Linked DNA regions of Homo sapiens: region 1 is linked to region 2. Evidence: read pairs that join two places in POLR2A ChIA-PET (ENCODE). Cell type or tissue: IMR-90. All regions are shown on one strand. Each heading gives the region's core, and the rest is flanking DNA. Links, peaks and the distances in the headings are about the cores only.

Region 1 (16,400 bases), core at 5,386-9,385, 59 kb before region 2:
GATTGTGCAGTTTTGAAATTATGCCCTGCAACTTGATATATACTTTCAATATAAAAATTCACAAAGTGAACTCAATTTGCCAGTGCTACAGACTACTGAGGGCCAGTAGTATTTTATTGACTGTTATATTTGGTGGAAATATAACTCTGGTAAGACTGATTTGGGATTTTATTTAATTTGAAGAAAGTTTTCTAGATTTTACTATTACTGAGGGGTTTTTTTTTCTTGTCTGCCATAGCCTATTATTACTGTCACCTCTCTACAAAATGCTATTATGATTCCCATATTCAAATGCATTTTCAATTTTATTCATATTTTTGAGCTACTGACAGCTATCAGTCTTGTGACAGGTAGTATTTATGGTAATATACTCAAAAACTGTTTGAAAGAAGAGAAAAGTGAGTGATTTACGTCTTGGGTTTAAGAGGTTACATTTGATTTCATTGTAATAAGACACTTTGAGACAGACTTAGTTTTGCTGCTGTGAGCCTGCTGGAGTTATTATGCCATATTGAGCAAAAGCTTTTATCCATGTTTAGCCAAAAGACATATTCATTCCTGAAAAGAACAATTTCCATTGTCGTTCAAAGAATTGACTTCTTAGTAGGTTTTTGGGAGAGACTTTATCCTGTTAATGCCTTGCTTATGTAATACAAACATAGGAGAGACTCCCAAAAATACATTTTAACTGTAAGAACAATTCTTCCAGACTTCTGCTTTTTGATTTAGTGATGAACTCTTCGGCTATGTTTTTCAAACACAGCCATGTTTAAAGTAGTATATGCTTCCTGTTAAGCCTTTTGACCCTGGTGTTTTCACTTATCTTTCCATTCACAAATGTTCCTTCATGTTGACATGTATAATTTGTTAAACAAACAAAAGTAACAACAAAAGAGGAAAAGCGTTTGAAAATTGTTTGTCCTGATATGCTTAATTTATTAAGTTTTTACACATTAATAAGAAAAAGAGAAAAAAAAGCCACAATTGAAACTTGGGAAAACATCATGAATGGGCAATTCATAAGAGGAGGACATAACATGGCCAATAAATATATGAAGAAATGTTCAACAATATCAGAAACATAGAAATTCAAAATTAAAAACCAACAAGTTACAATTTTTTTCCTTTTGATTGTTGAGGATTTTATAAAAATGATAATTTCCTTGCTTGGCTACAGATCAGTAAAACAGCTACTTTATGCAGCACCTAGTGTATTTGTGACAACATTTCTAAAGGCAATTTGGCAATAAGAGCCAAATACTTTAAAAATGTGCAAATATTTCACATTGTTGTTATATTTTATATCATTTATCATAATTTTTAAATTGAAACAAATTTAGGGATTAACAATAATAGAATGGCAAGTAAATCATGGAGGATCTATATGATGAAATATTATGCATTAAGGGTGATATTATGGCCAGGCATGGGGGCTCACTCCGGTAATCCCAGCACTTTGGGAGGCAGAGGCAGGTGGATCACCTGAGGTCAAGAGTTCAAGACCAACCTGGCCAACATAGCAAAACCTATCTCTACTAAAAAATACAAAAGTAGCTGGGCATGGTGGCATGCACCTGTAATCCCAGCTACTCAGGAGGCTGAGGCAGGAGAATTGCTTGAACCCAGGAGGCAGAAGTTGTAGGGAGCTGAGATCATGCCACTGCACTCCAGCCTGGGCAAGAATGTGAGACTCCATCTCAAACAAAAAAAAAAAAGTGATTTTATAAATCTACACTAGCTACATAAGAAGAGATCCACAATATTTTCCACTATTAAAGGAAAAACATTTACTTAATTTTTCTGTATGATATCAGTTTTGCCCTCCAAAACGTGTATATGGTGACAGAGAAAAAAGAACATAGAATTCTTAACTATCGATAGTAATCATCTCTGTGCTGAAGAATCATGGTTGATTTTTTTCTCTGTGTCTTACCATATTATCCAAATTTTTATAATGTACAATGATTTATTTAAGATGAGCAGAATTGATTTTGAAATGATAACATGCAATATTTTAAAATGGATCAATACAGAGGGTTAAATGATAATAAGTACTGTGACATATCAAAAGGTCTGGGTCAAACTATTCCCACTTCTCTTACCATTTTATTTTTGTTAACCACCAAGGACCATATTTTTTATGTTCTTTCTCAAATAGACCATCTTTTGAAACTTCATCTACCAAATAAAAGTATGTAAAAGTTAATGAATATGTTTTCTCAATTTTGTTCAAAAAATTATAGTGGCCAATTATAGGTGAAGAAATAGTTGTTATGAAGTGTGATGAATGAGTATATGTGGCATCTTGACTGGGCCATAAGGTGCCCAGATATATAGTCTAACATTATTCTGGATGTATCTATGAGGGTGCTTCTGGCTGAGATTAATAATTGAATCAGTAGACCCAGGCAGGCAGATTTGCCCGTCTCTCCCAGTGTGGGTGGGCCTCATTCAATCAATTGAAGGTTTGAAAAGAATACAAGACTGAGTAAGAAAAAGTTCTTTCTCTCTGACAGTTTTCCAGCTGGGACATAGTTTTTCTTCTGTCTTTCCACATGGATTCGAACTAACACCATCAGCTCGCCTGCTTCTCAGACCTTCAGACTCAGATGGAACTACACTATAGGTTCTCCTGGGTCTGGACTTCTCAGCCTCCATAATCATGTAAGCCAGTTCCTTGTAATAATCTCTCTCTCTCTCTCTCTCTCTATATATATATATATACACACACACACACACATACACACATATGTATGTGTATATAACTATATATAATGTATGTGTATACATATATACATATAAACGTATATCTAAACATGTATGTATGTATATATGTATAAACATGTACAAACACATATATGTATATATGTATACACACACATACTATACGTATATATGTATACACACACATACTATACGTATATATGTATACACACACATACTATACGTATATATGTATACACACACATATATACGTATATATGTATACACACACATATATACGTATATATGTATACACACACATATATACGTATATATGTATACACACACATATATACGTATATATGTATACACACACATATATACGTATATATGTATACACACACATATATACGTATATATGTATACACACACATATATACGTATATATGTATACACACACATATATACGTATATATGTATACACACACATATATACGTATATATGTATACACACACATATATACGTATATATGTATACACACACATATATACGTATATATGTATACACACATATATACGTATATATGTATAGCATGTATACACGTACACACACATATACGTGTATGTGTGTGTGTTTGTGGTTCTTTTACTCTAGAGAAATGTACACCAGCCAGGTGTGGTGGCTCATGCCTGTAATCCCAGCACTTTGAGAGGCTGAGGCAGGAGGACTGCTTGAGCCCAAGTCCCAGTCTCTACAAAAAATAAAAGAAATTAGCCAGGCATAGGGGCGCATGCCTGTGGGCCCACCTACTTGGGAGGCTGACATGGGACGATCTCTTGAGCCTGGGAGGTCAAGGCTGTAGCGAGCCATGAGCATGTCACTGCACTCCAGCCTGGGTGACAGAGCAAGACCATATCTTAAAAAAAGAGAGAAAGAGAGAAAAAGAAACATACACGAGGATGAGTTGACAAAAATGGACCAAAAAACACATCGATAGTATTGTAGCACTCAGCAGCCTTGTTTTGGGATAGTATGCGCAAGTCCTTTGCAGGGTTAGAAGAGTGAAATCATCAGTGGCAAGGACTACTGTGACATGTGATAAGCATGTTTGCCTGGAGAAACTAAATTTTTAAAAAATCTAATTTTTTATTGACTATCTCACAATATTTTTTCTGCTTTCTAGATAACTTTAACTTTATTTTATATGAAATGTTTACATTTTATTTATCCTTTTTTAAATAACTATCTCTTGTTCTCCATCTTTTTAAAAAAAATTTCACTATTTCATAGATGTCATATATGTAGCCTCTTGACTCTGTGAGAAAAATAATTATTGTTTTATCTGTGTTCTGTTTTAGAGGTTTTCCTCAAATGTGTGATGACCTTAGCTGACCATTTTTTTTTTAAAGAACTTCTAACATTTTTCATTAAGGAGTAAGTAATGTATATTCATTAATGCACGATGATCTTAAATGAACAGTTTGATAAATTTTTGCATATGTATAAACTTATATAACAATATCCAATCAAAATATAGAATATTTCCACCCAGATAATAACCTCCAGAGGTAATCACTATCCTAACTAATAATACCATAGATATTTTGGGCTTTACTTAAACTTCATATAAACAAAACATAAAATATATATGTTTTTCTAAGTAGTTTTTTACTAAAAATGTTGCCTATGAGATTTATCCATGTTGTTACATGTAGTAATAGCTGATTCTTTTTTTAAAAATTGTAATTGTGATTACAATTACTATTATTATTCTAAGTGCTGTTAATTTAATAACTATTGTATAAATATTCCACTGTGTATACATGTTATAAATATTTTATCCATTTTCCCATTGATATTTTGATAATTTTCAATTTGAGGCTATTATGAAAAAAAATACTATGAACATTCTTTTACCAAGTTTTGGTAGACGTATGTACCAAATTCTCTTGGGTAAATACCTAGGAGGAGAATTCCTGAGTTGTGTGGTAGGTATGTGTTTAGATTTGGTGACACTGATGAACAGTTTTCCAAAATAGTTGCATCAATTTATGCTCACACCAGGTAACAATGTGTAAGAGTTCAAATTACTCCAGATCTTCCCCAACACTTGATGTTGTCAGTTTTTTCAATTTAAGCCATTATGGTGGTTTTATGGTGACTTCCCATTGTCATTTTAGTCGTATCCCTGATGACCAATGTTAAGTGCATTTTCCTATGTTTTTAGACATTTCCGTATACTCTTTTGTTGTATTTGTTTTCAAGTCTCTCAGTCATTTTTACAAATTAGGTTGTCTTTTACTTATCTGAAGGAGTTCTTTGTATGATCTCATTAGCGTTTTGTCAGACATCAGATATTTATTACAAATATATCCATCCTATTTGTGTCTTTAGTTTTTATTGTTAATAATATCTTGTGATGAACCAAGTTCCTTAATTTTAATGAAGTCCAACATATCAATTTACTTTTTTTTTTGGTTAGTGCTTTTCGTGCCCTTTAGGAAATTTTTTCTACTATAGGATCATGGATATGTTCTCCTATAAATTCTTCTAAACACTTCATTTTTTTATAATTAGGTGTATGATCCATCTTTAACTAATTTTGTGTATCTTATGAGATAGAGGTAAAGGTTTACTTTTTTCACATACATATTCAAATGATGTTTTCCTCAGTCTCCATTGGTCTTCTGCACACACTACCTAGCATTCAATCAAAGATAATAAGACACAAAAAAGCAAGGGAAAAGCAACCTACTATCAAGAGATAAAGCGGTCCACAGAAATAGACATCAAGAGTGATGCCGTAAAATCTAATTGGAAGTTCTCTGTACATGGATAGGATGTGTAGACAGTTAGGCACTTTGTGGGCTTCAGGTATTCAGCTGGCTTTTATATAGGAACCCATGATGTCAGTTAGTGCAAGTATTGTTTTAAGGAGATTCAGTTTCTGCCATAAAGAATCTTCCAATCCTCTGCCCCACTTGAAGGGGTAAAAGGGAGCTAGTAGCCTGTGTTTTCTTTCTAGTCTTTCACCTAATCACTCTGTTTTAGTCCTGTCAATCACTCCTTCTACCTTCCAGTGAAAGTGCCCCCAATTACAGAGCCTTTTCAAGGTTTGGAGGGGCAATTTAGCTTGTTTGTCATTGATACTCCCCTTTGTATAGCCGTGAGAGTTAGATTCTCTGGATTTATGTACCAGTTCTACCACTTAACAGCTTTCTTGTGAACTCGCTCTGCCTCAGCTTCATCACCTATTAAATGGAGATAATGTTACTTACCTCACAGCATTATCATAATATTAACTAAAATAAATTATGTGAAGCTTTGTAATAATGCTTAGCACATAATGAATGTTCCAAAATTGTTAAGTATTATCAGCTCTTTCATTCAGCTTATTTATTTACTATTCCATTTGCTTTTATCTTCCAAAAAATGTGTGTGTCTTTAGTATCTCCTCTCACATTTCTTTTGTTTTTTTAAATTCCTTTCCTATAATTTTTAGAAGATTTATAAAGAAATTTAAAGTAAAAACATGTTCAATACACATATTTAATGAAAACTTATTCAACTGACAAATTCAAAAGTTTAAATTGCTGCAAAGACTCTTTTTATAATTATTCCAGACCATGACTGTAAAGTCACGGAGCTACATGATCTCTAAGGTTTGTTCCAGATTAAATTTTATGAATGAATGATATAAAAAATCATGCCCATGAAAACAATGAATTTCATACTTTGAAGAAAGCTAAAATCATTTGTTTACATTTTTCTCTGTTTTCCGAGTACTCAGATTCCTACCTGATTGGATATTGGCTGGTTGATTGACAGGTGTGAAAAATACTTTGGGGCAGCTCTTTGGAAAAGACATGGAAAGCTATATAAATTCTTTGATCAAATTTAAATACCCTTAAGCAACCTCCATTAACCTTGAATACCTCAAGCTGTTCCCACAGGCTCTCAAACTTACTCAAAGCTCAAACCATATTTAGTGTAAGAACAAGTCCATCCATAAAATTATATATATATGTGAGTCAGTGTTGTTTCAATGGATTTAAAAAGTTTGAATAAAATATTTTTTATAAATATAATTATGGTATTAGTACCATATTTTATATCTATATTATTTATGCTAATTATGCTAAATAGATTATAGTTAATATAATACTATATTAAAAGATCATATTATTTTATTCATGTTAAAAAATATTCACAAGCAAAATAACATTTAGGTTTTCTCTTTGTTGCCTCTATCAGTTTTAAAGCAGTAGGTTATTGATGTTTTTGTGATTTTTAAAAAATCAATGAATGATCTAAAAGTTAGGGGCCTTTATTAATTTTTCTCATAAAACTTTTCTTAAAAAAATCACATTGTGGCTGCATAACATTTTCTAATTGTGTGCGTATGCATGTGAATACGTGTGTGAATGTATGTATGTTTGTTGTATGCATATGCAAATATTCGTGTGTGTGTGTGAAAGAGAGTGAGAGACATAAACTGAGTCATAATGACCCAGCCTCAGCTGGGTTTAGTCATTTTGTGTTGCTCATATGCACTTAAAATTAAATTCAAATAGTTTTAAGGTGAGTCGGGGAAATACAAAACAGAATAATGGAAATAAGGCAAAGAAAAATAGGAGGGGGGATCTCCTAGCAATTAGCTATTTCAGACTCAGAAATGATATCCCAAGAGAAGCTGAGAAGGCTCGATCACTTGAATCATTCAAAATTGGACTGGACTAAGCCTGGAAGAATATCCCATTGGGAGTAATCATGCTTTGACAGAGAAAGACTGAAAGATCTTTTCCAATTCTAATTGCCATGATCCTGTGTAATTCAATTTGAAATGGCCTCACTATTCTAATTCACAAAGATCCTATTTTTACTAACTCTTTCTTTTTCATAATCCTGCTTCTGATATCACTACTCCTTTAAAAGGAAAAAGAAACCCTCGAGCTTGGTTTCCAAGTATTCATTGAATTACGCCCCTTATTTCCTTTTTCTTTTTTTTTTTTTCTCCAGACGGACTGTTGTGCAGACTCAGGCAGCTCACTCGGGGCTGGGCAGCAGACAGTGATTATCGTCACCCCCTGCTTTCATCCATTACGGCGGGTGTTAGCAGGTAAGGGTGAGGGCTGACAAAGAGGTTTTCAAAACTGGTCAGCATAAATGCTTCCAGGAGGCCAATTCAGGATAATCTATTGAAATATGGATCGGAAATATGGCTAGCCCAGGCTGAATACCTCTATCTGTTGCATTTAAGCCAAAGTAACAGAATGCTTTCATGGGGGAAAAATAACAAAAACCATAATTACATGTGGAGAATTGTCTGTTCATATCGTTTGGGGTTAATTTCGTGAAATGGTTGCCATTCTGTCTGGGTCCAGCGTCTGTCTCAGCCACTTTATTTGTTTTGAGATGCTTCAGGGGTAAGGTCCCTGGAGACTTGAGTCCTGGAGGCCTTCTGGTTTCCAGGAGCCAATTTGTGACAAGATCAAAGGGGTCTAAAGTCCCAAGAGCCTGAATTACACTATGGAATTTACTGGTATATCTCATTTTACAGAGCACTTCCATGTTTGAAAGGTATTAGGGAGTAAATTTTAGTGAATCGAATTTTATTAACCCACTAACATACTATACTTCCCATTGGTAATGGTCCCTGGACTCTAGCTTTCATTTTTCCTTGTCTATCTAGTAATTAATGATCAAAATTGAAGTGGAGCCATGCAGTGAATTTCTTTATAAGCCAAGAATGCTTTGTAACATCAGTGTTTTCTTTCATATATAATTTTTATTAAACAATTTGAGGAAATGAAGAACTAAAACAAAAAAATTCTGAAAATTTGAGGTAGAATTTCCAAACACTTCCAAAACAGTAATAATAATACCTTAAAATTCAAACAATTATACACAGATAATATTTAAATTCCTGGAGTGAAAAAAGCATGCTACTAATGCTAATTTTTTATCTTGAAATATTTCAAACATATAGAAAAACATCAACAGTAATATAACAAATGTGTATTACATACCATTAAGAATTTTAATATATGAACAGATTTTCTTTATTAATTAAAAAAATAAAACCTTGTGCTTAGAGTTGAAGAATGTTTAATCTCTTCCCTGGTATTATTTTTCCTTCTCCCTCTCTAAAATAACTTCTGTCCTGAAGTAGAAGTATATTCTGACCATTTATTGTCTATATTTTTACTATACTTATATGAATCCCTAATTGGTATATAGTATTTTTTCGTGAGAATTTTATTTTCTACATCTTATTTTCATTCAATATTTTATTTTTAAGATCTACCCATATCAATACATGTGGATTAAGATTTTAAAAAATTTAATAGATATGGAACATTCCATTACTATTGACTTATCCTATTCCATTATTATTTACTTATCCATTATTTTAATAATATGCATTTAGGTTGCATCCAATTTTTCACAGCTGTACTGTGCAGCATGTCTCCTTATGCATAAATGTTCAAATTTCTTTAAAGTCTATAACAAGAATTAGATTTTCTGGATCTAGAATATATGCATCTTCACCTTCACTGTATACTACCAAATGCTCTCTAAATGTATTGCTCTCACCAGCAATGATGTAGTCAAATTGATAAACCTTTCCCTTTAAGATTTATGCTTTCTGTGTTTAGTTTAAGAAATCCTTCCATCCCCGAATTATAAAAATATATTTGTTGTGTGTTCACATTTGTGTCTTTAATTCATTTGGGATTTATTTTGGAATACGACATGAGGTAGGGTTCTAATTACATTATTTTCATATGGATAGCAAAGTTACTTACAACGCCCACTGTCTTTTAAGGTCTCATCTGTATATAGTGAGGTCTGATGTAAGAGCAGGTTCTGTGAATCCATTCATGGATGTGTTGACCCTCTCCTAACACCACATTATTTTAGTTGATAAAGTAGTACACGAACTCATGATATCTAATGGAGTGAATCCGTCCTTTTTGTTTCTCTTCTTCAAATTTGTCTTGGCTGTCCTTGGACCTTTGTGCTCTTATATGAATTTTATCAGTTTTTAAAAAAAATCTTCAATACAATAAATTGGTAATAAAAATGTGTAACATCTATCCTACTTATATCAAACCACTAAATCTAATTTATTGGTCATTCATCAATATTAAAGATATCCTGCCATGTCCTGACACTTAACATCTTTGAAAAATAAGCTTATCATATTCCCTTTCCTCTACAAATAATTACTTTCTGTTTCAGCAATTTTCATGTGATTGCCACTCTCTCAATTCATGGGCCTCTAATATCCATTCTGCACCAAGTTTAGAGATCCAGTCCTTTCTGTTGTGCCACCGGGAGATTACTTTGTAAATGTAACTTCTTTTCAATCCTCTATTATTTTTCACTTCAATCAATTCTGCACAGAACTGGTAAAGCAATTGCTTTACTGTTTTAATCATGCCACTTTTCTGCCCAAGCATGTAGATTCATATTTGCCACAAGGCTTGAGTGACTCTCAGAGACCACACATCCTATCTCATGGATGAATGACTTGAGTCCCAGAGAGGATTTGCCCTGCCCAGAGTGTCACACAGCTAGCCAGGAGAGGAATTAGGACCCGGAAGGTAAAGCCTAGTCTAGACTTCAGGTCTTCTGATTCTTGAACGAATTCTCTTTTTGCCTTTTGCACTGCTCTACCAAAGCTTCGGATAGCATTCCCTACATTATAACACTGGATCAACTGTACTTCATATAAATTCCTCAAATGAAATTCCCTTTCTTAGTCTTACCTCAAAACATTGACTTGTTCCTTCCTACTGCCTTGGAAATACAAGCTTCCATCTTGTAAGCCAGCCTCCTTACTTTCCACTGAGTTACGTCTCAACTTCTTGGAAATGTGCACCTTTTTCAGGATGTAACTACTGATGCTACTGCTACTACTACTCTTAACAACTGCAATATGACCCTCACTTACTATACTTTACCTGGCTCTTGAGAGACATGACCTCAACTTTTCTCATTCCACAGATGTGGGATTTGAGACCCAAAGAAGTGAAGTAACCTGCCCAAGTTTACACAGCTTGGAGTAGAACCCGAGTTTCTATGGACTCCAGAGCTCATGAGTTCACCACTTTTCTGTGCCTCCTAACTCTGTAAGTATTTGGCACTCTTCAACTCCAGATTGCTCTTGAATTCAGTTGCCTTTACTATTAGCTGCTTTGGGTATGTGCTGAACCTTTGTCATAAATGTAGGCTCTAGCCTTGCAGCTAGACAGTCTATCCTCTGAATACAGGATCATTGAAAACTTTCTTTAGATTGTCTAGCTCCCCTCAGGGCAGCTACTATGAAGCCCTGCTCTGAGCCCTCCTCTGACTGATGAGGGTTTAATTAGCCTAGAGATTCCTCTGTGACAACCAGCCAAGAAGCTTCTATGTTGAAAAATCTCCCATTGTGCCAGAGACTAAAACTGAGACTTATATATATATTTTTACAACAAGGTGAATAGAATGCCACTGAGAAAACACACTTACTGTATTTCAGCATAATAACTTCTTTGCTGTTGCATAAAGACCAAGAAAAAGCTCTCTCTCTCAACATAAGTTACTGTTTCTCTAGCTAGTATTATATACCATTAATTAGAAACCCAAATTCTACCTATCGTGTAAAATGTATTACAAAAATTATGAGGAAATATTTCTTCAAAAGTAATTCTGTGAGAGTAAAACATAAAAGCATATAAAATTGCTGAAATGAAGAAAACACAAAATATAATGCAGTGTGAGGTCCACTATTTGCAGTACTCCAATTCTATTTTCCAGGAGCTTGGATGAGAGTGCTCAGTGGCCAGGCTTGGACAAGGAAGGAAGTTCTGTCCTCATTCCACTTCATCTTGGGCAGTCATCTTGCAGCAAGGAAGGGCAATGAGCAATGAGGCTCAGTTCCCAAAAGCCTGATTTAAAGGACAATTTTAATACTGTTGGGGTTTTTTATTGTAAAATTTACAAAACAGATTTTTAAACTAATAGACTGTTTTTAAAAATTAATTGATTTTTTAAAAAAATTAATAGACTTTCATTTTTAGAGCAGTTTTAGGTCTATAGAAAATGTAAGTGGAAAGTATGGAAAATTCCACCCACACCCTCTCCTACCTCACCTTACAGTTTCCCCTATTTTTAACATCTTGCATTAGTGCAGTACATTTATTATAACCGATAAACCAATATTGATACATTATTAACTAAAGTCTACAGTTTACATTAGGGTTGACTCTTGTGTTGTACATTTGATGGGTTTTGAGAAATGTATAATGAAAGGTACCTACCATTACAGTATCATCAAAACAGATAGTAAGCTAACAAAATTTCACAAAAAGAATACTAAAAGATAGCATGTTGAAACATTTAACTGTGCTGAAACATGTTAAATCAACTAAAACTCAACCCAAAACTTAGTGAACTTATTCTTTATAGTTCCTTTCAGACAGAAAAGCAATATAGTAAAAATTAAATAGTCTTTTCTTTGAAAATTGTAGTTATTTTGATAAACAGTGCTGTCAAAACAGAAAATATGAACACCACATACTCTAGTTCATTCTCTTTCCTGTGCTGCTCTCATGGTTTGGTGTGAATACTTCATAGTTAAAGTATGTCTTCCCTTGAGGATCACACAGCCATTTAATTTCTGTTCTGGCATTTGACCTATTGTGTTTATGAGGTTCTACTGAGAGATGGAATTGATGATTTCTTCCATAACCACAAAGAAAAAATTGAGAGTTACTGATTTCAAACCACTATTATAACCTTTCAAGTTTTTCTGGAAAAATGTTTTCTTTCCAAAATGAAAAGAAAAGGAACTCCTTATTAAATGTCTAACTTTTCTGTATCATCACATCTTTCAATATGTTAAATTCACCTCAGACTTGGCTGGAGGAAAGTTGGAGTTCCTCATCTGTAGTTTGGAATCTACCAGGAGATGTCACTGGCTGGCCTAATCTCTATTGGTTCCTGCCTGTTCAGGCATTATTTTCAAGGAGAAGAGTGGATTTTCCATCTGGGGCCTACCCCTCCTGTCCTCCACAATAACTTTCTTGTCAGTATATATTCACTGTTCATGCTTCAAAGACTGTCCTTCTCAACCCCCAGATGCCGCTGAGGACTCAGAAGAAGCCAGTGCTAATGCTTTCTCCAGTTTCTCTCCTCTTGTGTGAACTGTGTGAACTGCCACTTTAAGACTCTCTTGGAGAATCATAATCCAAGTTGCGAAGTCCAACAATTCCTCTGGAGAAATGGTTCTCAACTGGGGGCAAATTTGGGCCCCAGGAGACATATGGCAATGTCTGACAATGTTTTTTTGATTGTTACAAACAGGTTGGGGAGAGAGTCCTGCTAGCATCTAGTTGGTAGAGGCCAGGGATAATGCTGAACAGCCTGCAGGACACCCCGAACCCCATCAAAGACCCAAAACGTCAATGGTACTGAGGTTGAAAAACCCTGGTCTGGAGTTTTAATCAGTTGGCCATTTTTCCCATCCCATGTTGAAATATTTGTATTTAAAACATTACATCTGGTTTATTTTTTCAAGATAATGTCCAGTGTACAGTGGAAAATGATGTGTTTTCCTATCACTTTGCTCAAGAATAAAGCTGTAATATTTGCAAAATAGATAACCTTAGTTGTCACTCAAAATGTAAACTGTCATAAGGGATAAGAGATTAACTGATTTCACTGTCAACCTTTACAGTGTCATTATTTTTCCCTGTAACTGTCTGCTTGATATCCTTGCTGACGAAGATGTTTTAAAATGGAAGACAATTAGAGGCTTTATGTTTATGAAAAATGAAGTGTTCACACACAAAAGAATGCACAGTGGACCTTTTATGGGATGTTTAAAATATCCTTTCATTAAAAGATTTTCTTAAGTGGCTGTTTGTCACTTAATAGGAATCCCCGTTGTTGCTACTGTTGTTTTCATGCATAAATACCAGCATCTGTAGGTTTCCGGGGTGTTCTTTAGAATTTCACACCACTTGACTTCATGTTGGGTTGCCTCAGATGATTTTTCAATCTTAAAGTCACATCACATAAAAGCATATCTTTCAATACACTACAAAGACCACTGGAAACTGGCAGCCAGAGAACAAGATTCTACTCACTGATTAGATGGAATTCAAATCTTTTTAAATGAGTTGCCAATATTCTTAAAAATTAGTAGATTGCTCATAAGAATCTAAATTATTTTTCTTTTCTGAAAAATGAAAAGATATGGCTTTTTTGGCCAGCATTCCTCCATGGCAACAGTCTACTACAGGAGAATGTATGCTTTAGACAGGTCTGGCACCTGCCAGCTTGCTCTAGTGTGCACCCAGCCTATTGGACACCTGTGGGTCTGCCCACTACAGTCATTTAAGGGGATAGACCCCTGCTCCATTGCAATTGAGTTCTGCAACTGCAAGTGCTTGTTGGTAAACGTAACCCAATCCTTGCTGCATAAACTAATAGAGCAATTCATATGAGAAGGAGCTGAGGCCATTTTGGAGGGTGGGAGAAAATGCGCTGAGAGTAGAGATTGAGCTGTGACTAAATGGAAGGGAAGGAGTCAAGGGAAGAGCCACACTATAAAGTAAAAGCAGATTCAGAGGCTCCGGTCTGCTTCCTAGTATCACCCCTGCAGAGAAATCTGAACTTTGGTGAGTAGAGGACAGACCAGGTAGTAAAAATGAAGGAAACTCGACTACATTTATAACCATGTCAAAGGCTCTTTGCCATTGAATTAGACTGTGCATCATCTTTGCCCCAAGTGGTGAGTTCTTAGTCCTGGCCTATGTTATTGAGAAATCACCACAAATATAAATGGAATCCAGGAAGAGCTCCATGAGGTAAGCATCAGTCCAAGCTGGTGGTATTATTAATACAATGTGTGGGAGTTAGGACATGAAGCAAAGGTAGAGAAAATGCAAACCCAGAATCAAAGGGCAAGAAATATCAGACACAGGCTTTTGGATTGAAAGTATAGAGTCCAACTCAAGGAGAAACGTTGAGCTCAAAACCTTACAGGACAGGTGGGACCAATAAGATGGCCGTTTCTGGCCCTTGCATTCCTTTGTGAGAAGTCTGTGATTTCGCTTAATCTAGAAGACCCATGGGTCAACTTGTTCCTCTGCTGGTAGTGGTCTGAGCCTCACACTTGGCTCAGTCTTCATTTGACAGTGCCTGATTCGCTCGTCAGCCATAGCACATTTCCTGTACACATCATGCTTGATAGACCATTTCTCTAGTCTTCCAGGGTCTGGGGAAGAGTCCAGGGTAGTCTGGCCACACAGAGCTTCAGGACACTTCCTTCTCTCCTTGCCCCCAAACAAGGCAAACAAGATAAAAAATCTTCAAGCTGTAGTCTCAACATGGACTCCAGAAACATGGAGATGAGAAGAAAAATTTCTAGGGGATTGGGATGAGGAGTGAGGTGAGGAAATGAGCTGTTTGGAGGATATTTAAGCCTTATCTGACGAAAGAGAAAGGAGAAAGACTGGAAAGAAAGACAATTGAGGAAGAAAAAGAGTGAAAGAATTTTGAAATTGTTGCTGGAAGACATCCTAGGTAAACATTATCCTAGGCTTGGCTTTCCTTAAATGTTATGTATAGAGTGACCATATAATTTACCATCCAAACCTGGACTCTTCTAAGAGTAAAAGTGGGAGCTATTAATAATTTTTCCAAGATAACAGCATGACTTGGGATTGGCCATGGCAAACCAGGGCATCAGATCTCCCTAGTTAGGGTCAAAGTAACAGTAGCAAAGCTTCCTTTAGATTCACAGCCCCAGGCTACTAACTAAATTGTAGAGGCCTAGAGGCCTGCAGGCATAACCAATTGCATCATGTGGAAAGTGAAGACTCCAACTTGGTTAGGAGGATGAGGAGAGTGTTTCTGTCTCTGAAGTCCCTGGGACTTTAAAAAATTTCAGATGCCCAGGAATTCAACTTGAATTTTCTGGATTGGGCCTAAACAAGTGTTTTCATTTTTTTAAGCTGCCAGTGATTCCAATGTGCAGCCTACCCAGAACTCTGCAGCTTCTCCCAGGCTTCCAGGAGACTATACCTTCTTTTGCCCTTTCCTTAATTGGCCTGTGCTGGCAAAGTGGTGGGCAAATCCCGCTACTAGGGAATTTCCTCCCTGTTTACCCGGCCCCCCACAATTCTGGGGCAAGAGGAGGTGGCGGCTGCAGCAAAGTAAGCTTGTGCATTTGAGCTGAGAATATGTATTTATTGTGAAGGACAACTGAACATTTAAAACAAACAAGAAACCTGAGTAAAACCTGTAAACCAGGTCTGCAACAGCTGTCGGCATCACAAGCACAAAAATGTAGGAAGTTATGCTTGCTTGGCTTGGTACTTTATCACGACATAGAGCCACACAGACACATTTATGCAATCGGTTGCTGTGCCTATTTCGTTTTCAGAGATGCCTACAATGAATCCACTTCCAGACCCTGATGATTTAATTCAACCTGTATTTATGGAGCATCCCCTAGGGTTCGGGTGCTAGGGTCCACCGTAGTGGCTGCTGCACTGCAGAGAAGTTTAGCAGAGTCTTCACTTTCAAGACTGAGTCCAGTAGGGAAGTAACACAGAACCAGAGAAACCTGGGCTGCGTGGAGCTGCTCTCACCCACAGTGTCACATGGCTACATAGCCAGTAGCAGCACCAGTCTCACA
Region 2 (16,400 bases), core at 6,875-10,874:
ACAGCATTTTAATATTTACAATCGCTGTGCTCATAGGAAAGCTAGATTTACCTTTGTTGCTCTTATATCATTTTGTACAAAAGCAGGTTTCTTTTTTCCTGCTAAATTGGAAGTTAAAATTTGTCAAGGGAATGAGCTTGCTATGAGTTTATTTCAAGTTTGAAGCTTGGTAATTTTATGTTACTTGGATTCCATGTCTGATGAATGATATTAGTTACAGTCACTCCCTTGCTCCAGGCTTACTTTCTTGGCAAAAGGGTAGTCAAGAAGTTTAAATTTTGATAACTTACTTATTGATATTTTGTGTTATTAAAATACTAATTCCTTATATTCTTGTACATCAGTTAAAGAATATCAGCCAAAGACTGCATCTTAGCCAGGCTTACTCAGCATTTTTTTTTTTCCATGAGCGCATGTTGATTGATCAGATTGCATGTGTATAGCTATCCAGTAATTCCTTAAGGTATTGAAATGATTGGATTGAGTTGCAGCTTAATTATTCAGCTTTTATTAATATGGTAAATAATGTACTAAAGGCTAGAGCTGAACAGATTCCAGTGCATGTGATGAATTTAGACAGTTGAACAGGCTAATCCTGGTGCATCACCTTTTACCTCATTATTTTTTTTGGAGGGAGGAATGGGTTGAATTATCTCTATTTCTCTTTGTGAAAGGCTGAGTTATGTCAATGTATTTTACATGTTTAAAATACAGAAGATGCTCTTTAGTACTAAGGTTGTCATAAACTAGAATTTTAACTTTGGACAGTTGTAAATTCTCTTCAATTTCTCTTTTTAAAGTTTTTAGATCATTTGGCTCTGTTCTTATGGAAATGTTGCAAAATGTGAATGGAATATACAGTTGAGTCTTTAAGCAAAAGGAACAAAGTCTACTTAATGATTTGAATGGAATAATGAGTATTATAGTTGGTTATGGCAGACAACTATGAATTTCTTCCTTAGGTATCTAACAAATCTTTAGTAATTTTATATAGCCTTAATCATTTTAGTAAAATTTCCCAACTGTCACTTTGGGTTAGTTCTATGGCAATTGACCTTTAAAAAAAAAGTTTAAACCCACTGGCAAATACAAAAATCCTTATGGTTAAGTAGTTTCATATTTAATATAGAAGGTCTGTCTATATTTATGTCAACAGAAGGCAATGTAAACCCACAGGGAAGCTTTATTGGCTCTAATATGGTATTAGAACAAACTATCCATCTTACCTCTCACATGCTGTCCCATAGTAAGCCTCTTTTACTGGTGGGAAGAGAGTATTTGTGACTTTTTTTTCCTAGTCACTCCCTTCATAGCCATAGATTAACCTTTCCAATCTACTGCAAAGATAACAGGCATACTTACTAGTGTTTATCATAGCATACTCTTAATTCATGGGGTTTGGTAATCACAACTTCATTTTGTAATCACATATTAATAGTATACATAAGACCTGGTTTGGAATTCAGTCGTGGAGTTTGGGTTAACTTCACCTAGAGCTCTTGCATTACCATTCTGGGCAGAGTAGGCAAACATTGGCAAGCTCTTGAGTGGTTGATAGGATCAGGACTCTGCTCACAAGATATACATGGGTCACATTAAGTAGATTTGCACTGCAGCCTGAATATGGAGTTTTAAGACTGCAATAATCAGTGTTGGAAGACGATTGGTTTTTCTTGTTATAAATTGCTAATTAGTATTGAAAATCTAACCTGTTTTGTTGAACAGCCTCTCTTATTTTCTCTGAGAAAGTGGTTTGGACAGTAATCTATTTATCTCCATACCCCTCTTCCCTCTAGTTAAAATAAAATCTAGAAACCTCTGGGGACTCCCCCTGTTGAGTTGTGCTTGGAAGGAGCTTTAAAACAGTGCCTCCAAACTGAAGTAAATATTGACTGGGTCTGGGGCTTGAGCCCTGCTCAAAGCCTCCTATTGTTCCTCCTTAGTCAGCACTCCAGAGCGGGCTCAAGTATGCATGTGTTAGGAAGAGAAGAAAGGCTGTGGAGGGAAATTAACAGGGCCCACAGCCGAACTCATAAATGCACCATATAGAGGAAAGGGAAGCTGACTACAAAGCCAGCTGGAGCTTACACTGGGTTATGGAGAACTTAGGAGACTGAAGTGCAGAAACGCTGACCAGTCTGTCTGCTTTAGTGAAGTTTAAGGTACACAAAGCTGCTTGTCTTGGTGGGTCCAGCCCATTTCTGAGTGAAACCTTTGGGTCAGTGATGCTGTCTTCTCAAGGAGATGTAAATTGCAGCATTTTGGTGAACTTGGAAGAAAGTAAAAGGGTAAACCCTCAGATTCCAGAATGATGCTTCTCCCTCCCTGGTACCTGTTCTGATGCCTCTGTCAGCCTTCCCTCTTTCAGCTGTCATGTCGGATTACACACTCTCTTGGGTCTCCTAAGTGCCTTGGCATCCCTGGGGCATCAGATGGGTGAGGGAGAACCATATGCCATTTGAAATGAAAGTTCTGAAGAGGAGATGTTCTTATTATATGAAAAATTTAAACTATTTTTTTTTAGAAAAAGAAAATTAAATCATTTAAATATGGAACAGATTCCCTTGTTTAAAGTGGAGTACTTTGAGAAAAAGCTGCTTGTATTTTTACCATTCAGTTTAAGAACCCAAACAAACAGCTGGCTGACTTATGTTTTAGTGAAAACCATCCCGTACATTTACTAACTAGAAAAGTAAACATCCTTAAAAAGAAATTATTGTGTCTTGACTACAAAGTAATTGTTAATAAATACACAGTAAAACCAATAGCATATTTGGATTGTTAATTCATTTCCACTGATATTGTAAGCATGCTTTTAAATTTGTAGTCTTCTGTGATATTTGATGTGAACATATCAGTGCTAAAGACCACATGCAGGCAAATACCAGGACAATTAGAAAATTCTTTGACTGCCAAGGCAATCATCAAACTGTTCTGCTTCATTCAGGCCACTAATATATTAGAACAATAGTGTCACAATAAAGCATGAAATGCTATGGACAGAGAGAGAGAAAGCACATCTGTTCAGGGGTATCAGAAACTACTTTCTGGAGAGGAATAATTTAGTCTAGACCTTGAACAATGGATATGATTTTAAAAGAGATGGGGCAAGTAGCTGAAGAATATTCCAGGGATCCTTAGGAACAGGAGCAAAGGCCTACTGGCTGTAACCTTGTATATGGATTTGGGGAATAAACAGAAAGTAGTTTATTCAGGGTGGAGGGGATCTAGTGAAAGTACCTGCAGCATGGGCTGAAGAGGTAGGTTGGTCAAGTTGTGGAGTGTGAATTTAAGGTTGTGATTTTTGTTTTTGACTTTTTAAAGACTTTATTTATTTAGAGCAGCTTTAGGTTCACAGCAATATTGAGAGGATGGTACAGAGATATCTCATATACTTCCTACTCCCACACATACACGAGGCTGCATTTTTAGTAGGGGAAGGAGGACCATTATATTGCATTGTTCTTTGTAACAGATGGATTAACAGGGTCTTAATATGTATTAGAATTGTTCTGCACTGTTGTATATCTTAGCCACTGTTTAATTGCTTTGTAAATATAACAGAATACTGGTAAATGTTGAAGATCTTCAAATTAGGCTTCATTTGTAAGTGGTTAAGTGGTGAGATGATAAAAATCAGAGTAATTTTAATATTTCCAGATGAAACTTAGGGTGCTCTATTATATCTGAATTGTTTCCCTGACATGTGGATTAAGCAATTGTTTTCAAAGCTTTTTTTTTTTTTTGCCAAAAAACCATTGTTCACAAAAATCATTAGCGAAAGTCTAATGTGTAAAACGGAAAAACAAATGCCAAACCACCAAGCAAACATCAAGTTGTAGTTGGAGAGATTGGGCGGTCGGCTGTGCTCTGTTCCCAGGCTTCTTGAGAGGCCTGCGAGGACCCCCTATGGCTCTTTGAATCATGTTTTCAAAACCTTCCTAGTTAGAGTACAGGCTTTGGCATTTACTTAGGGGCGAATAGAAACAATGCTGTGGAAGAGATTCATTTTTGCTTTATAGGCCACAGAAGTACTTATGTGCCCCTCTAGGAATTGACTTGAATAGCTCCCATTTATTGAGCACTTACTGTGTCTGAGCACAGTCCTTTATAGACTAAATCATCATTTTTAAAAATCCTGACAAAAGCTCTTGTGAGGGAAGTATTATAATTCTTGTTTTGCTGCTGAGAAAACTGATTTTTACATACTTTATACTAGCCAAAGGTCCCTTGGCCAGTAAATGGCCCTTACCACTCAGCTGGGCTATGTGGAGTGATACAGTTTGTCTAACAGAACTTGATGAAATGTTGAAGGGTGACCTTGGGGCAGAATTTCCGAGGAGGTGTAGTGGAGGAGAATGGTAGGGACTATATGCTAATATGAAAAGAGCATTAAAAATGCACATTTTTATTCCTCTTTGTTGAGCATTTAATGGACTGAGGTAGCAAGCCATAATTTGGCATCCACTACAAATAACTAGTATAACCGGAGGTTAAATGTTTCGTGGACTGGTTCTTTGGAGCTAATTGTGAGGCCATGTGTATGTACAATCTGTATATACAACCAAATTGCTAGGGATTCACATACCACTGGCCCTTCTTGCCTGCATGCAGGTAAGCTTGGTTCCTGAAGGCTGGCAAAGGTATAGAGCTATTTTTGAAGACGTTCAGAAGAAATTCTGGATATTCCCTGAATAAAAGTTTTAGAATTTAGCAATCATACAGTCAGGAAATTTTCCTCTATAGTCAACCTAAATTATTTCACTTAAAGTCAGTTTTGGTTTACATAATAACAATATACCTTTACTTAAGAATTTTAAATGCAGATTTTGCTTTCTGTATTATAAGCACATTTTGAGCAAGAAATAATCATTTTTAAGCTATAGGGAACAATACATAGATGCTTGAAGTGACTCTGCGTTATTTTGTGTCCCAAATCCCTCACTTTCATCTTAGTTTCCCTTCCTTTTGTTTCATTCCTTCACAAGAGTTCTTGCCATAGAGTTTAACAGCCAGTAAATTCTTCCTGATTAGTTTCAAAGACAGAAGTCTCCTGATAGGCAGTGAGTGGATCAGGTTCTCACCTAATCTCCAGAGAGACAACAAGTAAGGGGAAGAAAGGGTTTGACACTTTATCCATTATGTACCTCTCTGCTTTGCCAGACTAACCCAAGTCTTTTCGTTGAATTGCGTGTCTGCAAACATTAGGCAATTCATTCCTTAGCATAGCTGTTTGTACCTCTGCAGTGGAAGTTGTTACCCCATCTTCTAATTTAGTTGTTTATATGGGTAATATTAGTATATGAGTTATACTATAGTTTATATATGTTATCTGCATTTTTGCATGTGTTCCCATTACTAGATTCTAAGATTCTTGAGGTCAGAGATTGAGTCATGGCAAAAACACCATACTCAAGGGCTGGCCCATGATGCTTAAGAACTTGAGGTGGGTTGGTTCTGGGTACACTTCTCTGCTCCTCCACTGACTACTTGCTGTGGTCCTAGACAAGTTACTTAATCATTCCCTGTTTCATCTTTCTCATTTATATATGGAAATACTAATCTATTTGTCTGATAGAGTTACTGTGATGATTAAATGATGTATTATTAAACATAAAGCATAGAAAAATGCCTGGCGCATAGTATGTGGTCAATAAATTTTAGCTATTAATACTTTCAAATGTATTTCTGTATTATTATATAAAAATACCATATAATTATACAGAGATATGTCAAAGAGAGAGCATAGTCTAACTTTAGAGTTGAGGTGACCTGGGATCAAATGCTGCCTCTTTTCTCCAACCCTCAATTTTCACTTATGTAAAATAGGATGTATAATTTGCAAAATTGTGTTGATTCAGTGAGAAAGTAAACGCATGTAAAATGCATGGTGCATAATTTTGGATCCATGAAATCTACATATTATTCATTTTTATTATTCTGATTCATTAACATGGAGAATTAGTCATTTGACGATTAGCCTATGAGTTGTCTGCCCATAGTGTGCCTCTCTTCATTTCAATTTATTGGCTACCTGTTGCCAGATGTTTTGCCAGCCTAACTAAATTCATGTATTGATTTGTGAGAAAATTATTCTTTTTGATTTTATCAGTTTGGAAGATGAAAAAATATCTTTTAAAAAAATACCAAGGCCTGGAGTCAGGTTTTTTATTTTCTACCAACTAGATGTTTACCTTAATCAAGTCATCGATTGCTCTGGGACTCTGTTTTTCATCTTTACAAGGTGATTGAATTAGTCGATCTCTTAGGCGAGAGCATCTCACTTAGAAGATCCGAGATGTGGTAAGGCCTTGACACTATTTAACTGTTTGACCTTGGGCAAGTCACTTAACCTTGGTCAAGTCGTGTTTCCTCATCTGTGAAATGAGGGGATTGTTGTCTTCTGGGAGGTCATTTTCAACTTCATTAATCTATCAGCCTTTAAAACTTCTTTTTTAAAAACTTATGATTTACTTCTCCCCAACCCTCCAACTTTGTTTTTTCAGTTAAGAGGAACTAATACATACATATTTACATTGTGTAAACTTTTGAAGAGGACACAGAAGTTTTCTTTTTTACTTTCAAACATGACTCTAAAGATTTTATTAAAAGGATTTTTTTTTCTGTTTTGTTTTCAGACATGGCTTTAAATATTTATATCTGGAAAACCACACTGAAGTTACAATTAGTCAGTAATAAAAATAATGTGTGACATATATTCAACTACCCAAACCATCCAACATCCCTTATCAGAGTTGATGAGTTGAATCCTGAAGTTTGACGCAGGGAGATCGCAACTGTGCTGTATCTGAGTAAACTCTTAATTTAGACTAATTCTAAGAATTAAAAATGGTTTTAAAAAATCTAAGTGCTTCAAAAGAAGAAAAAGAAGAGCCTAGAATAAAATGTTTTCAATTCACAGCTATAAAATGTACCACAAGTTGAAACTATTTGGTTTTCATTTGTTTTCCCTTTGCATTTGGAAGGAAGTAAGAAGTAGAATAAGAATTTTTAAACATTGGGTACTTGTATATAGTATTTTAATTCAGCAAACAATTATGCAATATAAGTATTTTAGTTACATAAATATGACTCCATTGTCACACCCTTTTATTGCATGTTTTGACAAAGCTCAACTAATTTTATACATATCTTTCATGTGATTATTAAAAATATATAAATAATGTCATAGTAAACTTTATAATATGAAATGAACTTTTCAAAACTTGCTTTAATAATCAGTGAGAACCTAAGTGAATAAGACATGTTGGTTCTTTAAAGTAAGTTCCAAGATGCCAGTTCTCTTTGCAAGAATGATTTAGGCAAAAAATCAGTTAAACTTTTTTTCAGTGAAACTTTAAGTAAGTTACTAAATGCGTTTGCATCAAGATGATGGTAAGTATAGAAATAGATATATAAACAGAAATGCCTAAATATTATCTAATCCACCTGTTTAATGCCCTTCTTGCTTTGGACAGCTTTGCTTATAGACCTCATTTATTGGAGTTGCCTGGCCCACTCAGGGTCTGTTTTCTCTGCAGTTTCTAGTCAAATTATTCCTAATCAGTTTCATGGGTAAATTGGACTGGATTCACCCCATTTCCTGTGACAGTGTGAGTTTTCGGTGGACTAATCACAGTCACAGAGCACAGTGATGTGTCCTCTTAGAGGTTAGGCTTGTTCTCATCCAAGTAGATTGATTTGTGAGCAGCAGCCATTACCGACAGTAAAATGTGTGTTTGCTGGTGTTTCTGCATTTAGTAATTTGTTGGACATGAACTGAATGTTTTTCATTTCCTTGTTATCTAATAAAAGCTGTTCAACTTAACTTAATCCAAGTTGAACTTTTGTGGAATCTATTTTATTCCTCTCCATTATTTTATAATTCTGTAATCTTAAATTTTTTGATTATCAGAATGAGCATTAAAGTAGGTCTGTTTTACTAATAATTATTTCCAGTTACCAATATAGCTATTTTCATTGAAAGATATTCATAAAATAAGAGCTCATTATAATTGCAATGCCAGTTATGGGGCTATGATTTTGAACTATGTTTCTCTTTTATAAATATTGAGTTACTGTTAATTTATTGTAGACAGTTATACCCACGATGCATTGTGAGATGCTGAAGAAAGTGTATATAGTAGCTACATATTTACACCAAGAAGTTTGCTTGTCTGGCTCTTAAATTTCCAGAATTGAATATGATAGAAATAGGTTGATATTTTGTTAAGATGCAAAATAAATCATTTTACTTAAATACATACATATACTGCATTTTACATAATCTTATCAACTATATTTCATTTTCTTGTGTTTTATATTGTCAGGGTGATAACATCACAGAGATGCTATTTTTGAAAAAATTTTGCATTATAGGGGCTTTATGCATTTCATAATTGTCTTTGATATGTTATTTAAAATATGCTTAATAGTTGCCTACAATGTACTGACAGTCATATTCAAAAGTCTCAATTTCAGTGGAATATATATAATAAAATACTATTTCTGGAGAAACTTAGAGAACTGACCCAAATGTCTGTACTTTTCTCATACAGGAAAATCCCATACAATGAAGCTTTTTAAATAAGCTTTAAAAAAATTTATTTGTGGTCAAGGACATTCTATATTAAGAACCACTTTCAGTGATAGTACCCACTGATAGTAAGTAGAAGTATCCCCCTCACCATGTAAATATTTTTTTCAGAAGCAGTTGAATGTTTTCTCAACAGCTTCCCATTTCAATAAGATATGCACAAAATGAGTCAATATGTGTGACCCTTTCTGTCTCAGTGTTTACAGGGAGATCCAGGAACTCAAGTAGATTTGTAAAAGGAAGAACTAGTACCAACATGTTTAATCAGTATTACCCTTTACTATCCCTCAGTAATATTTATCTCACCTCACTGGACATTAATACCAGATACTTATAATCTACTTGGTTTCTTTTTGTTTACAGTAGTCAACATAGTGCTTGGCACACAGTAGGCATGTTGTAGAATTTTTAAAATATGAGAATGATAATGCCTTTAAGCATATAGTATCTTTAAATTTTTCAAAAATATTTTGTATATAAGATGTACGACATGTACACCATGATATATGTATATCATGTTTTGATATACAGAGTGAAATAATTACCATAGTCAAGGAAGTCAGTTTATCCAATCTATCCCTTTTAGCATACTTTCAGTATACAACACAATATTACTAACTATAGTCATCATGCTGTACATTCCATCTCTAGACTGCAACTGCGTACTCTTTTCCTATACCTTAGATACTAATTACTAAGCATATAGTGTCTGTTAGATTCTGCTCACCTATCATTTCACAGAAAAAGAGCTGTGCTTTAGTTAACCAATTTTTTATTTGTTAATTGGAAGCCAGAGCTAACCTATGATTATTCTTCACAGCAGAAGTGTAAATAGATCCTTATCCATTGTTTCTCTCAGCTGCATTGGTCTCAGCCTCTTAGGTATTTGAAAAGATAGATTGACGATGGCAAAACAGGTGACGGCTTCAGGCCACAGGGAATATGTGGTCAAATGAGTTTGGCTCTATTACTGGTACTGAATCCATATTTATCTGGAGAAAACAATAATAGCTAAGTAGCTAATTTGATCAAGGTTTAGAATAAGTCTTTTATTGTTGTTTTAGCAATCTCCAAATCAAGAGTTGCATCTTTAAACATGCCTAACACTTTTAAACATTTGGGGGCTGTTCTGTAAAGAATTCATGACTTTAAGTATATGTAATATCCATAAGATGTGAATGAAAAGAACTACCCCTGCCCAATCTTTCTGAAGTGAGAATCAGACAAAAATATTTATTTGTTCTGGTGTTTTAGGGTAAATTTAATGACTAGATTGACTATAAAACTTGATTCAGTATAGTGTGAATAAATTGGTTTAAATGGCACTAAAAACACTCTTATACATACCAAGATTTGCTAGATATAAATTTGGCAGAGTTATTAACATGTGAATAGTGAATGCCACTTACAAGGACTTTTAAACAAATTATGAAGGGTAGTACAAATTTAATTCGGTCAGTTGGGAAAAATACTTTGGATAAAATACAGGTGAACAGTTTAGTGCTACACAAGTTTAAAGGTAGCCCGGAAATTACTTCAACTTCTACAAGGCAGATTTACTGATCTTTATGTCCCCTTGTTTGAAGCTTTTCACATAATAGATATATATTTTCTGGATGTATTTAACCCATGTCTGGATAGCTGAAGACATTTGTAAGTCATGGCATTATATAATTGACTCTAAATAACTAATGCATGTGGGGCTTAATACCTAGGTGATGGATTGATAGGTGCAGCAAACCACCATGGCACATGTTTACCTAAAAACCCTGCACATCCTACACATGTATCCCAGAACTTAAAATTTGAAAAACAGAACAGGCCAGGCGTGGTGGCTCACGCCTGTAATCCCAGCACTTTGAGAGGCTGAGGTGGGCAGATCACTTGAGGTTGGGAGTTCGAGACCGGCCTGACCAACCTGGAGAAACCCCATCTCTACTAAAAATACAAAATTAGCCAGGTATTGTGGCACATGCCTGTAATCCCAGCTACTCAGGAGGCTGAGGCAGCAGAATTGCTTGAACCCAGGAGACGGAGGTTGCAGTGAGCCGAGATTGCACCATTGCACTCCAAACTGGGTGGCAGGGCAAGACTGTCTCAAAAAAACAAACAAAAAACAAAACAGAAAAAAGTAGACAGTAGTCACTTAAAATTTGTTGAGGAAATTCACTTCTTAAACTCTTGATTGAGCATCTATTATGTGTCAGTTACCAACTAGGTAATTAACAAAGATTTTTTGATGACAAAATAAACAGTTATTCATGAAAAAATAACTGGATTTGTCTGCTTGTTACAGCAAAAAATATACAAGTTTCTATTTACATATGAGATTTCTTTGGATGCAAGTATTTTTTCTGTTTAATGAGCCTATTCCGATAGACCATGTTTTGTTCACTAATTTGAATAAATAATTTTTGAAACGAAGCAAAATGTTCTCATTTTTTTCTACATAATGATTCTTTTTTTTCCTCATTTTTTAAGTAAACACTAAAGTTTTTCTGAAGGTTACTAGAAGATAACAAGTAGCAATATAGTATTTGTCTGACGAATCTGAGCCAAGGTGACTATTTATCACTAATGGAGGATGACGACGACGGATTTAAGAAGTCATCCCCTGTATTGTCTCCAGCACAAAAACCTTCCGCCTGCATCTTTCAGCTTGTATCGCCACTTCTAAAGGATCCATGGGCAAACTGCTGAATTTTTATTAATCAGCTTAACTTAATGAGATGAAAAGACTTTTCCCAAAGAATGGAGAAGGGAGAGACAGATACTGAGAGCTACTCTAATTCTTTTCCATGAAAAAAACATTTTCCTCCCTGATTTTCTAGGGAAGACATGTTCAGTTGTTTCCAGGTAATTCATCCGAAAAGTCTTTCTAATTTTCACACACAGACTTTCTCTAGCCATGTGCTGCCTTTATTATTATTATTATTATTATTATTATTAAAGAAAATAGACAGCTATAAAGAAGAATTAATGAGAGTTGAGGGGGGAAATACCTTTGGGAAAGAAGGCAGGAAAGCTTAAGCTGATAAAACATGACTCTTTTTTGATGGGGGCTCTCTTTGGATAACTTGCCCTTGTCTAAATTCTTCTCTCTTCTGGTCCTTCCTGTCCCCACTCCCCCATTCACTCCCCCTCTCGTCAAGCTTACTTCATAAATGGTACCAGCTGGAGATCTTTTAGTGGCATTCAGGGATTACTTCCCTTCGGGGTTTTAATAAGCCCTGATGCTTGAAACACAGTGAAGGTGCTTCTGGAGACAATCACCTTTCAGGCTGGGACCATGGGACCCTTTTGGGGGCCCAGATGGTTGTGTCTGGAGAGCACCCCAGGATGTGCTGCAGATGGCAGATCACTGAAGCAGGGTGTCCACGGGCCTGAATGATCAGGAAGCAATCAATAGAGGGATGGGTTTCTGTGCAGTCAATAGAGGGTGCTTCCTATGATTTCTCAACCCACTTGACTCACAACCCACAAATCCTCCTGTAAATGGTTGGATTTGAATCTATGACCAGCCAGAATTGCTACCACTAAAGTCCATACAGTCCAGTGCTTATCAGAACCCCTATGATGGGACCCCCACCCCTGCACAATGGGGGCACTAGCATGGCAAGATTCTGATTTCATTTGTTAGATCTACTTAGGAGTTATTTAAAGGACTAAGTCAGCCGGTGCAGGGGCATCCGTGTTAGAAGAGAAATGTGCTGTTGCCTCCTGTTGTTTTTTGAGGCCCTCCTAATAGTTTTCTTATATTACCTACTGATTTGTCTCAATATATGCCTTTTAAAATTTAGTTCTGAGACTCAATCAGGAAAAGTATATAAACATGGTACCACATGGGGCCTTCAAGATCGTCTAGATTAGTTTTTTTTTTTTTTTTCAGGTGAGGAAATGGACAAAATGACATTTTAGATGACACACAAAACACAAATCTGTCTTCTCATCTATAATTTCTAAGATTTTTCTTCTTCCTACTCTCCACCATGGAACTCTGTTTAAAGTGATCCCTAAAAGACTTAATAGAAAATCCTAGTGCCAAGGAGCTTCCTTTAAAAACCATGACCACTCCCCGTATTCTTTCTTTCTCTCCATTTTGCGAACATTTTACTTTTTCTTCTCTCCTCATACCATCTTCTACCATCTTGGTTTCATGTCCTTCAGGAAAGTAAAAACACACATATTTTAGAGAATGCTATAACTGCCCAATTAAGTGGTGATTAAGTGGTGATATTCTCCAGTCTATGAAATATTTTAGAACTCACTTGCGTTCCAGGGAAAGAAGTCTTGTTTTGGAGGGTTGAGAATCGATCGATTCACTCTTGACATTCCTTGGCTTTTTTTTTTTTTTTTTTAGTTGACAAAAATTGTATATATCTATGGTCTACAAAATGATATTTTGATATATGTGTATACATCATGGAATGGCTAAATCAAGCTATTTAACATGCATTACTTCACATACTTATTTTTTGTGGTGAGAACCCTTGAAATCTGCTCTCAGCAATTTTGAAGTATACAATATATTATTAACTATAGCCACTATAATGCACAATAGATCTCTTGAACTTATTCCTTCTGTCTAAGGGAAAGTTTGTGTCCTTTGACCAAAATCTCTCCAATCCCTACAGTCCCCTCCTTGGCCTTTTAAACAAAAGTGAAATGTCTCATTAAGTAGATTTGGGAACACAGGAAATAAGATTGATTATGATTTTACTAAGTCATTGAATGATGGTGATAGAGGGTGTCTCTTAAAATGCCATCTGTTTGGGCCAGGCCTTCTCTGCCTTGTCTCCACTTAATCCAGCTCATGGCTTTTAGATACTGCCCTTTTTTGACAGTTTTGACTGGGGAAAACGAGAGTATGGGCAGTTTTAGGCTAGCCATTGGGTTGAGCATGGGCTTGATATGGAGCTGGAATATAGGAAACAGCTGTTCTTTGTCTGGGTGGACAGTCATTGATTTTTAAATACTTGGGCCTCCTGTTGGTATAAAAACCCATTTGTGCCTCTTTAGATTAAGGCTAATTTTTGTGGTAGTGAGTGCAGATGCAATGAACAGATGCTGTACACTTGCTTTGGCTTTTATACATATTTATACTTTAAAATGAAATTTAATTAAAAATTAAATGCATCATTAGGTCATAAAAAGAAAATCCTTAAATAGAATGTATTGCATCAAATAAAATCATCATCCCAGAATACCTTGGGAGTTGATGTATTAATAAACTTCCTAGACAAAAGTGAACTGTCTATTATTTACTAGGATTTTATTTTTCTCCCCTGTAGGTAGTCCACAGCCTACCATGCTCTTGTGCATACAGTGATTTCCTGAAACCATAGTAACCTTAATCAGAAAATTATAAGCACTGGAAATTGATGATTACTCATTTTCTCCGACACAAGGAAAAGCAGTTTCCAGAATGTGTGTGAGCTTTATTTCTACATTTTTTTTTTTTTTGAGACAGAGTCTCACTCTGTTGCCCAGGCTGGAGTGCGGTGGTACAGTCTCTGCTCACTGTAACCTTTGCCTCCTGGGTTCAAGTGATTCCTGCTCCTCAGCCTCCCGAGTAGCTGGGACTACAGGCACGTACCACCATGCCCAGCTAATTTTTTGTATTTTTAGTAGAGATGGGTTTCACCATGTTGCCCAGGCTGGTCTCGAACTCCTGACCTCAAGCAATCCACCTGCCTTGGCCTCCCAAAGTGCTGGGATTACAGGTGTGAGCCACCGTGCCCAGCCTATTTTTAATCATATCCATACATTCTATCTATCTATCTGTCTGTCTGTCTGTCTATCTATCTATCTATCTATCTATCTATCTATCTATCTATCTATCTACCTGCCTACCTACCTACCTACCAGGTTGCTAAAATTGAAACTCAGAAATGTAAGAGAAGTGACCTGGTGTGGCCTGCTTGGGTATACCCACTGGCTCCCTAGGTCCTGGTCTCCTGGGGAAGGAGAGACACCCAGGTTGTTTGTGATTGACCTTGCATGTGGCAGCATTCTCATTTGTCTTTCAAAGTATCTGTATAGCGGTTACCTCTGTGGTTAGGAAAGCATTTGTAGCTTAGAGCTGTAATACTGCAAGACAGTCCGCTCACCTGCAGATAATGTTTCATTAGCCTCTTCCAAATTGACAGGGCTGGCTGCCTCCATGTATTCCTCTGGTGAAGCTGAATGATCTCTCTGTTTGTTTTCTGTGTTCTTGTTACTGGTCACTTTCAGTAAGGATTCGCCCCTCAGGCCTTATTAAAGTAACCAGATAAACAAACTGTACTTCCAAATCAGGAAGACAGAAGACTTGCTATCACTAAATCACATTGGTTTTATAATGTCACGATTATGAACTTGTTTTCACTATAGAAGTAGCTTCACATTAAAATAACATTTACACATAATTCTACAAATCATTTTGGGATTTGAGCTTTTCTCATATGCTTAGCTATTAATTGACTGAGTCTAGCCTTTTTTTTTCTCTTAACATTGATATAATGAGTATTCTTCTCATACTTCTGGAAGCAGGCTGAATGATACTGAAAACTATCCTTGTCAAGGGCTGCATATATTATCATCGAGATTAGCCATCCTGTTCCTGGGCACTTTAGTTCAATGGGAAACCACCTTCCCCCAAAGTTTCCGTTACCCAGTGTGTCTGGGAAATGCAGATTAAAAAATGGCGTTAAGTCTCAGCCTCTCAGTATCTTTGATATATTAATAACCACTGACAGACCAAGATGGAGAAATCTAGTTATATGAGGCATATCCCAAACCTCCTATTTTCAAATACTGACCTACTGTTCCTTATTGTTAGACACCTATATTGTTTTCAGTTTTTCATAAGTGACACATAAATAACTTAAACAATTTTTTTGGCTTAAAGCTTTTCTTATATTTTAGTATATCTCTAGGGTGCAGTATTAGGATTATGGGATCAAACTATTAACATGGTATAATTCTTAGTAATATTGTCGGTTTATAGTTTCATTACACTCTTACTGGCACTGGGTTTTTTTTAAGAAACAAAAAATGTGTTTTAATAGACATTTGTTTGATAATGAAATGGAGGCTTATTTGTTTACTGTTTACAAAGGCACTAATAATTGGTAACGCTTGCTCTTATTAACCTATGCCATTAGAAAAAAAATACTACTACCAGCTACCACACTGCTGAGTTGAGCCCTGTGCTGGGCACTTAATACATTTATAGTCTGCACAATAGCCTTAAGATAAACAAATAAAAATTACATAGCACTTCCCATGTGTCAGTCTCTTTTCAAGCACTGTGCATATGTAAAGTCATGTAATTTGCCTAATGACCCTATGAGGTAGGTACTATTACTGCCATCTTCATTTTGCAGTTAAGGATACCAAGGCATTGAGAGATTATTGGATGAAAGTTACACCTTTAGTAAGTGACAGAATTGGAATTATGAACCGTGGAAGTTGGTTCCAGAGTCTGTGCTCTTAAGCACTTCACTGAGCTTCTGCTGCTAGCACTATTGTTTAAGCAGGTATATGTCATCTTACCGAATTTACCAAATGAATGCTGCCAATTCACTGCTGCTCCTCTGACTTTTTCCAAATTAGTTGTATTCTAGAAAATGTAAATAATAACCCCCCATTTTAAAATTCTAACTTATGTAGGTTATTCTGTGTGTGGTGGGTATGGGATAGAGAAAAATGGGAAAATGTTAAATCACCGAAGTAATATGTTGTGTTTTAAATGAAACGCTTTTATAACTGAAGGCTGAATTTTTACTACCTGAGTGCTTTCTATATGCTTTTACAGTATTCT

The links. Peaks named below come from ENCODE experiments on the same cell type or tissue, not always from the same donor. Only the 100,000 strongest peaks of a DNase experiment are listed, where the experiment ranks them.
Region 1: POLR2A ChIA-PET joins it to region 2 with 5 read pairs; 4 of 35 experiments call an interaction of 5 or more read pairs at or near these places.

Annotation. Positions count from the first base shown.
Region 1 is chr5:107,696,625-107,713,024 of GRCh38, reverse strand. No RefSeq gene overlaps it. Among named protein-coding and RNA genes, the nearest start is that of EFNA5, 34 kb to the right of the region's middle. In IMR-90, for the core only: no CTCF peak of the experiment used is centred there; a DNase peak (open chromatin) is centred at 7,214.
Region 2 is chr5:107,639,017-107,655,416 of GRCh38, reverse strand. The region is part of intron 1 of EFNA5 (ephrin A5); the gene reads left to right. Among named protein-coding and RNA genes, the nearest start is that of EFNA5, 24 kb to the left of the region's middle. In IMR-90, for the core only: no CTCF peak of the experiment used is centred there; no DNase peak of the experiment used is centred there.